Linked DNA regions of Homo sapiens: region 1 is linked to region 2. A link is a contact called in ENCODE Hi-C or POLR2A ChIA-PET data. All regions are on one chromosome and are shown on one strand. Each heading gives the region's core, a stretch centred on a gene start or an enhancer-like site at or near the end of the contact. The rest is flanking DNA. Distances are from core to core; before and after follow the strand shown.

The links. A loop is a pair of places that touch in the nucleus more often than their neighbours do. ChIA-PET counts read pairs that join two places held with the same protein, here RNA polymerase II (POLR2A). Pooled maps may share reads with other maps.
Region 1: a pooled map shows a loop between it and region 2 (5-fold over the local background). The contact joins the enhancer-like site here to the promoter of NOB1 in region 2. A Hi-C loop is called at or near these places in 6 of 50 pooled maps. POLR2A ChIA-PET finds 5 or more read pairs at or near these places in 4 of 52 experiments (MCF 10A, PC-9, activated CD4-positive, alpha-beta T cell and 1 more).

What each region holds. Positions count from the first base shown.
Region 1 is chr16:70,377,698-70,381,445 of GRCh38, reverse strand. It overlaps ST3GAL2 (ST3 beta-galactoside alpha-2,3-sialyltransferase 2), which reads left to right. Exons shown (of 7, transcript NM_006927.4): 7 at 1-3,748. Among named protein-coding and RNA genes, the nearest start is that of DDX19A, 33 kb to the right of the region's middle. RefSeq lists an enhancer at 15-184. Within about 2 kb of position 1,350, at least 39 of the 41 ENCODE cell types and tissues checked have a DNase peak (open chromatin) inside an H3K27ac peak, as active enhancers do; they include PC-9, where a contact is called at or near this core.
Region 2 is chr16:69,752,277-69,756,404 of GRCh38, reverse strand. It overlaps NOB1 (NIN1 (RPN12) binding protein 1 homolog), which reads left to right and starts at 1,479. Exons shown (of 9, transcript NM_014062.3): 1 at 1,479-1,557; 2 at 1,679-1,811; 3 at 4,034-4,128. The coding sequence starts at 1,495. It also overlaps the pseudogene NONOP1. RefSeq lists enhancers at 1,187-1,809, 1,810-2,433.

The DNA of each region.
Region 1 (3,748 bases), core at 101-2,600, 630 kb before region 2:
CCTCCAATCAATGGCCTTCGGGGGCGGGCCAGCGGCCGCTCAATCCCCACTCCCTCATGCTTTGGGTTAGGGTTTTCTTTCACGCTTTCTGAGGAGGAGAGCATGGCGCGGGCCTCGGCGAAGCACTTCCGTCAGCCTCGGGCGGAGGATCGTCTTAGTAGCTGGCCAGACCTGGAGGAGAGCGGGCGGTCTTTGCGGGCCTCAGGAGATAGGTGGCCGCCCGGCCCCTTTCCCCGCCTGCCCGGATAGGTGCGTGCAGACCCACCAAAGAAAAGCGGTCGCTGCGGGACCCCCAGTCCCACCTCGGCCGCGCTGTGGGATGGCTGCGCCCCCAGGGCTTCCTGCGTCTCCAGGAAGCCGGGAGTGGCGCCCTCTGCGGGGTGGGGTGCTCCCGGGCCGAACTCCGGACAGGTGGAGGGGACAGGGCAGAGCTCGAGGAAGCCCTGTCCCCTTCAGTGCAAGGTGCTGTCACTCACGTGTGCCCTCGACCCTCCCGTTCACCCGCAGCCTTCTCAGCGCCTCTCCCTGGGCCGGAGGCCTCCTCACCAGCCTACCTGTTGCTCTGGAAAAAAATCCCGTCCCCCGACTCCGTCCCTACCCCCAGTCTTCGGCCGGCTCTGGCCCCTGGGGAGGGGGCTGCACGGCGGAAGGAGGCTGGCTATGGGCCCGGCTGCCCGCTGCATGTACCTCCTCCTCCACCCATCGCCTCTTGCCTGGGGGTAACTTTGCCTGGGGCTCATTCTTTGGTTAAGCTGAAGCTGCCGTGGGTGGCCAAACCGCAGATTCTTTGCAAATTCTGAGCTGGCAGAGCTCGCAGCCGGGAGCCGGCCGGGGAAGAGGAGACTTGCGCGCCGCAAGCCGCCTGCCTCCACCCTGCTCTCCATCTCCCGCTCTAGAAGGGCTGGGAAGCTCGCGGCCGGGGTTCCACCTGGAAGCTGCTTGCATGGCTGAACCCAGCTTAGGTCCCTGACGGGGCTGCTGGTGGAATTCTCCCCCTTCGAAGCTGGGGAGGTTTAGGAGGGGGAAGGCTTCTGTGAAGCTCTCAAACCACTAATAGAGCCCCCTCCCCAACAGTGACGGCGCAGATGCTCCCCCTTTTCTTAGTTGACACCACCAGGCAGCTTCCTGGCCGTTGGTAGGTTCCTGCAGCTGGCTGAGGGAACAGGGACCGGCAGGGGACTTTGTTAGGGGAGGGTTGGGATGGGCAGTGGGCCCCTGAAAGTTAATATATTGGAACCTAGCTCGAGTGTCGTTCTTTCCAATTCCGAAAGTAGAAAGAGTAAAAATAGGGGTGATTGGGGTGGGGTTAGTAGAATGCCTCTCTCAGGGCGCTCCCCCCTCCCCCACCGTTTTAGAGAGCTAGGCCTCAGCCAGTCTTGCCACTCCCATCTCAGTGCTTCCTGAAGAGGCTGTTTTGAGTGTTGATGAAAAGCAATGCAATTATGCCAAACAGTATTGAGCAGAATAATTTATTTCTTTTTTTTCTTTTGCTTTAAATCATGAATCCCGCCAGGTACGGTGGCTCACACCTGTCATCCCAGCACTTTGGGAGGCCAAGGCGGGCGGATTACTTAATACTTAAGGTCAGGAGTTCGAGACCAGCCTGGCCAATATGGTGAAACCTCGTCTCTACCAAAAAAAAAAAAAAATACAAAAATTAGCCAGGCGCAGTGGTGCGCACCTGTAATCCCAGCTACTTGGAAGGCTGAGGCAGGAGAATCCCTTGAACCGAGGAGGCGAAGGTTGCAGTGAGCCGAGATTGTGCCACTGCACTCCAGCCTGGGCGACAGAGCAAGACCCTGTCTCAAAAAAATTAAATCATGAATCCCCATCCTGGAAGAGGTAGGTCCCAGCATCCAGCCAGATTTTCTGCAATAGTAATTTAAACACACTTTTTTATTTCCTTCCCTTTCTGAATTAAAAGGAACAAAAAACTGTCTAGTCCTTCATTGTTCTGAAATGGGCATGATGGAAGAAGGCGGGTCTGGTAGGATAGCTGTGACTGATAATGGCTGAGAACGTTGGGGGATATGGGAGGGGCGAGATGACTCCCAGATACCCTCCCCCACCTATACAGGAGGCACCTCATTCCTGGACTCTGCGCTCCAAGACACTGAAATCTGAGCGGGTACAAGCATTTTGGTTAAAAATCAGCTCGTTGTCGCCTCTTGAGTTTCCTCCAGGAGAGGAGTTCATTGGAGAGGATTCCTGGTAGCAGCTCCTCGCAGTGGCTGTCCTGTAACCACTTTGGCCTCTGTCAACATGATGTCTCCAGGTATCCATCAGGCTCCGATACATTTGGGTGGCCACAGGCTGGGCTGTCCCCACCTCTCAGGGAAGTGCATCTAAGTCAGGTTTTCCCCTCTGGCACAGCCCTGCCTCCACAGCCCAATTTCCACCATGCCACAGGCAACCCGCATTTTTATTTATTTAATTTATTTATTTATTGAGACAGAGTCTTGTTCTGTTACCCAGGCTGGAGTGCAATGGCCCGATGTCGGCTCATCCCAACCTCCACCTCCTGGGTTCAAGCGATTCTTCTGCCTCAGGAGAGTAGGGAGTAGCTGGGATTACAGGCATGCACCACCACTCCCGGATAATTTTATATTTTTAGTAGAGACGGGTTTTCTCCATGTTGGTCAGGCTAGTCTTGAACTCCAGACCTCAGGTGATCTGCCCGCCTCGGCCTCCCAAAGTGCTGGGATTACAGGCGTGAGCCAGTGTGCCTGGCCGATTTTTTTTTTTTGAGACTGATTCTCACTCTCGCCCAGGCTGGAGTGCAGTGGTGGGATCTCGGCTCATTGCAAGCTCCGCCTCCCGGGTTCACGCCATTCTCCTGCCTCAGTCTCCCGAGTAGCTGAGACTACAGGTGACCGCCACGATGCCCGGCAGTTTTTTTGTATTTTTAGTAGAGACGGGGTTTCACTGTTAGCCAGGATGGTCTCCATCTCCTGACCTCGTGATCTCCCCGCCTCAGCCTCCCAAAGTGCTGGGATTACAGGCGTGAGCCACCGCGCCTGGCTTTTTTTTTTTTTTTTTTTTGAGATGGAGTCTTGCTCTGTCACCCAGGCTGGAGTGCAGTGGCGCGATCTTGGCTCACTGCAACCTCCGCCTCCCAAGTTCACCCACCTCAACCTCCCGAGTAGCTGGAATTACAGGGGTGTGCCACCACACCCAGCTAATTTTTGTATTTTTAGTAGAGACGGGGTTTCACCATGTTGGCCAGGCTGGTCTCGAACTCCTGACCACAGGTCATCCACCCCCTTTGGCCTCCCAATGTTTGACCACACCCAGCCCATAATAGATTTTTAAAACTCCTATAAATATCATTCTACTTCCCTTTATTGCTAAAATGGGAGCTTTTTCATCCAGTTTTTTGGGTGTGTTCCAAATATTTTGTTAAATTTCCCGTCTATTGCTGTTATTGTTTCCATTTATTTGCCCATGTGAGTTGATACCTTTTTCATTCCTTTCCCATAGCTTTAGTGACGTTGTGGGAAGGGAAGTTAGGTAAGTGATGTTTCATCTTGTACTTACTAGACACCTTTTTCTTCCTTGATTTCCTGAGTTCCCTGCCTCCACAGGTGTGTTTCACTCCTGGTTGCTTATATTTTTTTATTTTTGAGATGGAGTTTTGCTCTGTTGACCAGGCTGGAGTGCAGTGGCATGATCTCGGCTCACTGCAACCTGTGCCTCCTGGGTTCAAGCGATTCTCCTGCCTCAGCCACCCAAATAGCTGGGATTACAG
Region 2 (4,128 bases), core at 230-2,729:
GGAGTATGCTGGAGGCAGAGGACAAGGGAGGGGTGGTATTAAACAAGTCAATTCTATGTAGTATATTATTTAATCAGTTCTGTGTGGTGCATTCCTGAAGTCTCAAATGTGATTGTTGAGGGCCTGGGGAAACCATGGCAAAGTAGATCCAGTTAGAGCCCATTAATCTTGATCATTCTGTTTTTTTGGTTTGTTTGTTGTTTTTTTTTTTTTTTTTTTTTGTCCATCTTGTTTCATTTGCTTGCCCTGCCCCCGAGATGGAGTCTTACTCTGTCGCCCAGGCTGGAGTGTAGTGGCACGATCTCGGCTCACTGCAATCTCTGCCTCTCGGGTTCAAGCTTGTCCAGGCTGATCTTGAACTCCTGACCTCGTGATCCCCTGCCTCAGCCTCCCAAAATGCTGGGATTACAGGGGTGAGCCACCGTGCCCAACCTCACTTGCTTTCTTATCCTTACACTCCCCCAGTCCCAGAGAAACTGCCACATACACCACAAAAACCAAACATCCCCCAATGACCTTAGCCGCATTGCTCCATTCACTCCCAGGTGAGAATTCAGGTAAACGTCCACAAAGGTCACAGGCAACGTACATACGGTTCTATTATATCCCATATATTACCCCTTCATGTCCTAAAGAAGACATTTTCTCTTAGAGATTTTCATTTTAGTATATCTTTAAAAAAAAATCTTGTGTTAACTTGCCTCCATCTTTTTCTTGGGTGAGGACACCCAGGAATGACCCTTTTGTGTCTATGATACTGCTGTTCACAGCTTTTCTTGATAGGCCTAGTACAATCTTGGGAACAGGGTTACTGTATACTGAAGGTCTGACAGTAGCTCTTAGACTCGCCTATCTTAGGTAGTCATGCTGTGCCTTTTTTTTCCATTGGTGTATTGTATTTGATTTGTCTCTGATATATTTGGAGTTTTTCTGAGAACTGGAGCAGTAATGCAGCATCGACCTATTAAAATACATTTTAAGCCTTTAAAAAAAAACAGTACCTATCTCATAGGGGTGCTGTGATAACGAAATTAGGTAATCTGTATTGATTGACTTTTAACCATAAGAATATATACAGGTTTTAAATTTATTTATTTATTGAAGAGATGGGGGTCTCTCTATGTTGCCCAGGCTGGTTTCACATTCCAGGGCTCAGGCAATCCTTTCGCCTCAGCCTCCTTAATAGCTGGGACTCTAGGCGCGCACCACTACACCTGGCAGGTTTTATCTTCAAAGGTGAAGAAGGCACTAAGGTCTAGATGCTGAAGCCGATTTCCCAGGTGTCCCCCAAGGTTTGACCCCGCCCACACTTCTCTGGCTATGCGGGCGGCGTCGCTGCGCATGCGCGCGAGTAGAGCAGGGAGGTGCTGGCGCGGCCGCCAGGAGGCGCAGCTAAGTCGCGGCTGCTCTTCCTGGTTCCCAGAGGCCCAGACTTGGACATAGGAGCCGGCGCAAGCTCCGTGCGCATGCGCGCTCCCCTCTCACGCAGCCAACATGGCTCCAGTGGAGCACGTTGTGGCGGATGCTGGGGCTTTCCTGCGGCATGCGGCTCTGCAGGTACGGGGAGCTCCCTCCGGGACGAGAGAGATCTGGGCTGGCCGCCCCTCCCGGAGTGCGTGGAGTCGCGCGGAGCGTTGCTTGGTGCGGGTGGGTCTGAGCTGGGGCGTTCTGTCCGCAGGACATCGGGAAGAACATTTACACCATCCGGGAGGTGGTCACTGAGATTCGGGACAAGGCCACACGCAGGCGGCTCGCTGTCCTGCCCTACGAGCTGCGGTTCAAGGAGCCCTTACCGGAATACGTGCGGCTGGGTGAGTGCCTCTGCCCTAGCGTTGACGGGAAGCTGGGGTCCAGGGCGCAGATGGCACCCAGTTGGGTGCGAGTTGGGGTCTAGCTGCCTTATCAGAGCAGTAGATTTAGAGCCAGCACTTTCTAGGAGATTGTGGTAGGAGAGAGGCTTCCTGGGTCTGGAGTCCTCCAGTAACTAGCTGTATGCTCTCGGGCATAGCATTCAAATTTGGGCCTCGTTTACCTCATCCGCAAAATGGGAATAATAATTGTATCTGTCTCCAAGGTTGCTGTGAGCATGAACTGAGGAATATGGCAGTCAGCTCAGTGTCAAGCACTTTGCAGACAAGCAATAAATTTATTTGGATTTAAAATAAGAGTTTGGATCTCTTGCTATTACTCTCGTCCATTTCTTTTCAGTAGATTGGGCTGATGACTGGATACAAAGATCTGCACCTGGCAGAGCTTTAAAAAGGGAATGCTTTGCATTGTATTAAATGTGAAAGAAAATTAAGCTGGGCGCGGTGGCTTACGGCCTGTAATCCCAGCACTGGGAGACCGAGGCGGGCGCATCACCTGAGGTCAGGAGTTTGAGACCAGCCTGACCAACATGGTGAAACCCTGCCTCTACTAAAAATACAAAATTAGCTGGGCGTGGTGGTGTGCTCCTGTAATCCCAGCTACTTGGGAGGCTGAGGCAGGAGAATTGCTTGAACCTGGAGGTGGAGGTTGCAGTGAGCCGAGATCGTACCACTGCACTCCAGCCTGGGCGACAGAGCGAGACTCTGTCTCAAAAAAAATAAGAAATAAAGAAAATTAAAGAATTGTCTCTTGGCTTAGGAGTCAGCGTTGTTCTCTTGTTGGGAATCAAGGTGATACCCAGGAAAGGCCCCTCAGTGGTTGGAAGTGTTTTAGAGGTTAGAGGCTGATAGTGGAGATGATGTTACCTCCTCTGTTTGTGATTTCTACGATTTTCTCCACCAACTTAGTAGCTCTGTGATCTTTGCCAACTTACTAAATCTTTCCGAGGAAATACTAATAGTACTTTTGAAGAATGGCAAAGGATGAAATGCATTAACACATAAAGCTTTTAATGCAGTGCCTAGTACACAGTAAGTGCACAGTAAATTTTCGTTGCTGCTAATGTCTGTTTTTTAGGAAATAAGAGCAATATACCTAGTGTTCCTTGTACCAGGGTAGCAGGAGACATCTTTCTGTTAATTTCAGGAAATTTTAAGTGTTTATTATGGATGACTCTGGAGAATAACAGCAGTCTGACATGTATTATGCATTAAGCACATGCTTTTTGTTTCCTCATAGACTACTACAATTACAAGTTGAGCATACTGAATCTGAAATCCAGAATGCTCCTAAATCTGAAACTTTTTTTTTTTTGAGATGGAGTCTGGCTGTGTTGCCTAGCCTGGAGTGCAGTGGCACGATCTTGGCTCACTGCAGCCTCCACCTCCTGGGTTCCAGCAATTCTTCTGCCTCAGCCTCCCCAGTAGCTGGGACTACAGGCACACGCCACCACACCTGGCTAACTTTTGTATTTTTAGGAGACAAGGGGTTTCACCATGTTGGCCAGGCTGGTCTGGAACTCCTGACCTCAAGTGATCTACCCACCTCAGCCTCCTGTAGTGAGGTGTGAGCCACCACGCCCCAACTTTCTTCTTTTTTTTGAGAAGGAGTCTCACTCTGTCGCCCAGGCTGGAGTGCAGTGGCGCAATCTTGACTCACTGCAACCTCCGCCTCCCAGGTTCAAACAATTCTCCTGCCTCCGCCTCCTGAGTAGCTGGGATTACAGGCCCCCCCGCTACCACACCGGGATAATTTTTGTATATTTATTAGAGACAGGTTTCACCACGTTGGCCAGGCTGGTCTCCTGACCTCAAGTGATCCGCCCACCTCTGCCTCCCAAAGTGTTGGGATTACAGGCGTGAGCCACCACGCCTGGCCCCAGCCAACTTTCTGCTCCTTCCTCTGTATTTGATAAGGGTGTTACAGTAAATCTAACTGGCATGAATCTTGGTGGTGGAGAATACAAATTTCTCAACTGCGAGTAGGAAAAGGTCAGAAAATGGATGAAAGTGTTAAGGTTTTTCATGACATAGTGATCCTTTCTAAATTGTTTTGATACTTCCATTATTTTGATCTGTTCTAAATTGTTTTGATACTTCCATTGGTTATCCAAGGTCATATGGCTTTTTACCTCTAACTGAAGATGTAAATCTGTTGTTTACAGTGACTGAGTTTTCAAAGAAAACAGGAGACTACCCCAGCCTCTCTGCCACGGACATCCAAGTGCTTGCACTCACATACCAGTTGGAAGCAGAGTTT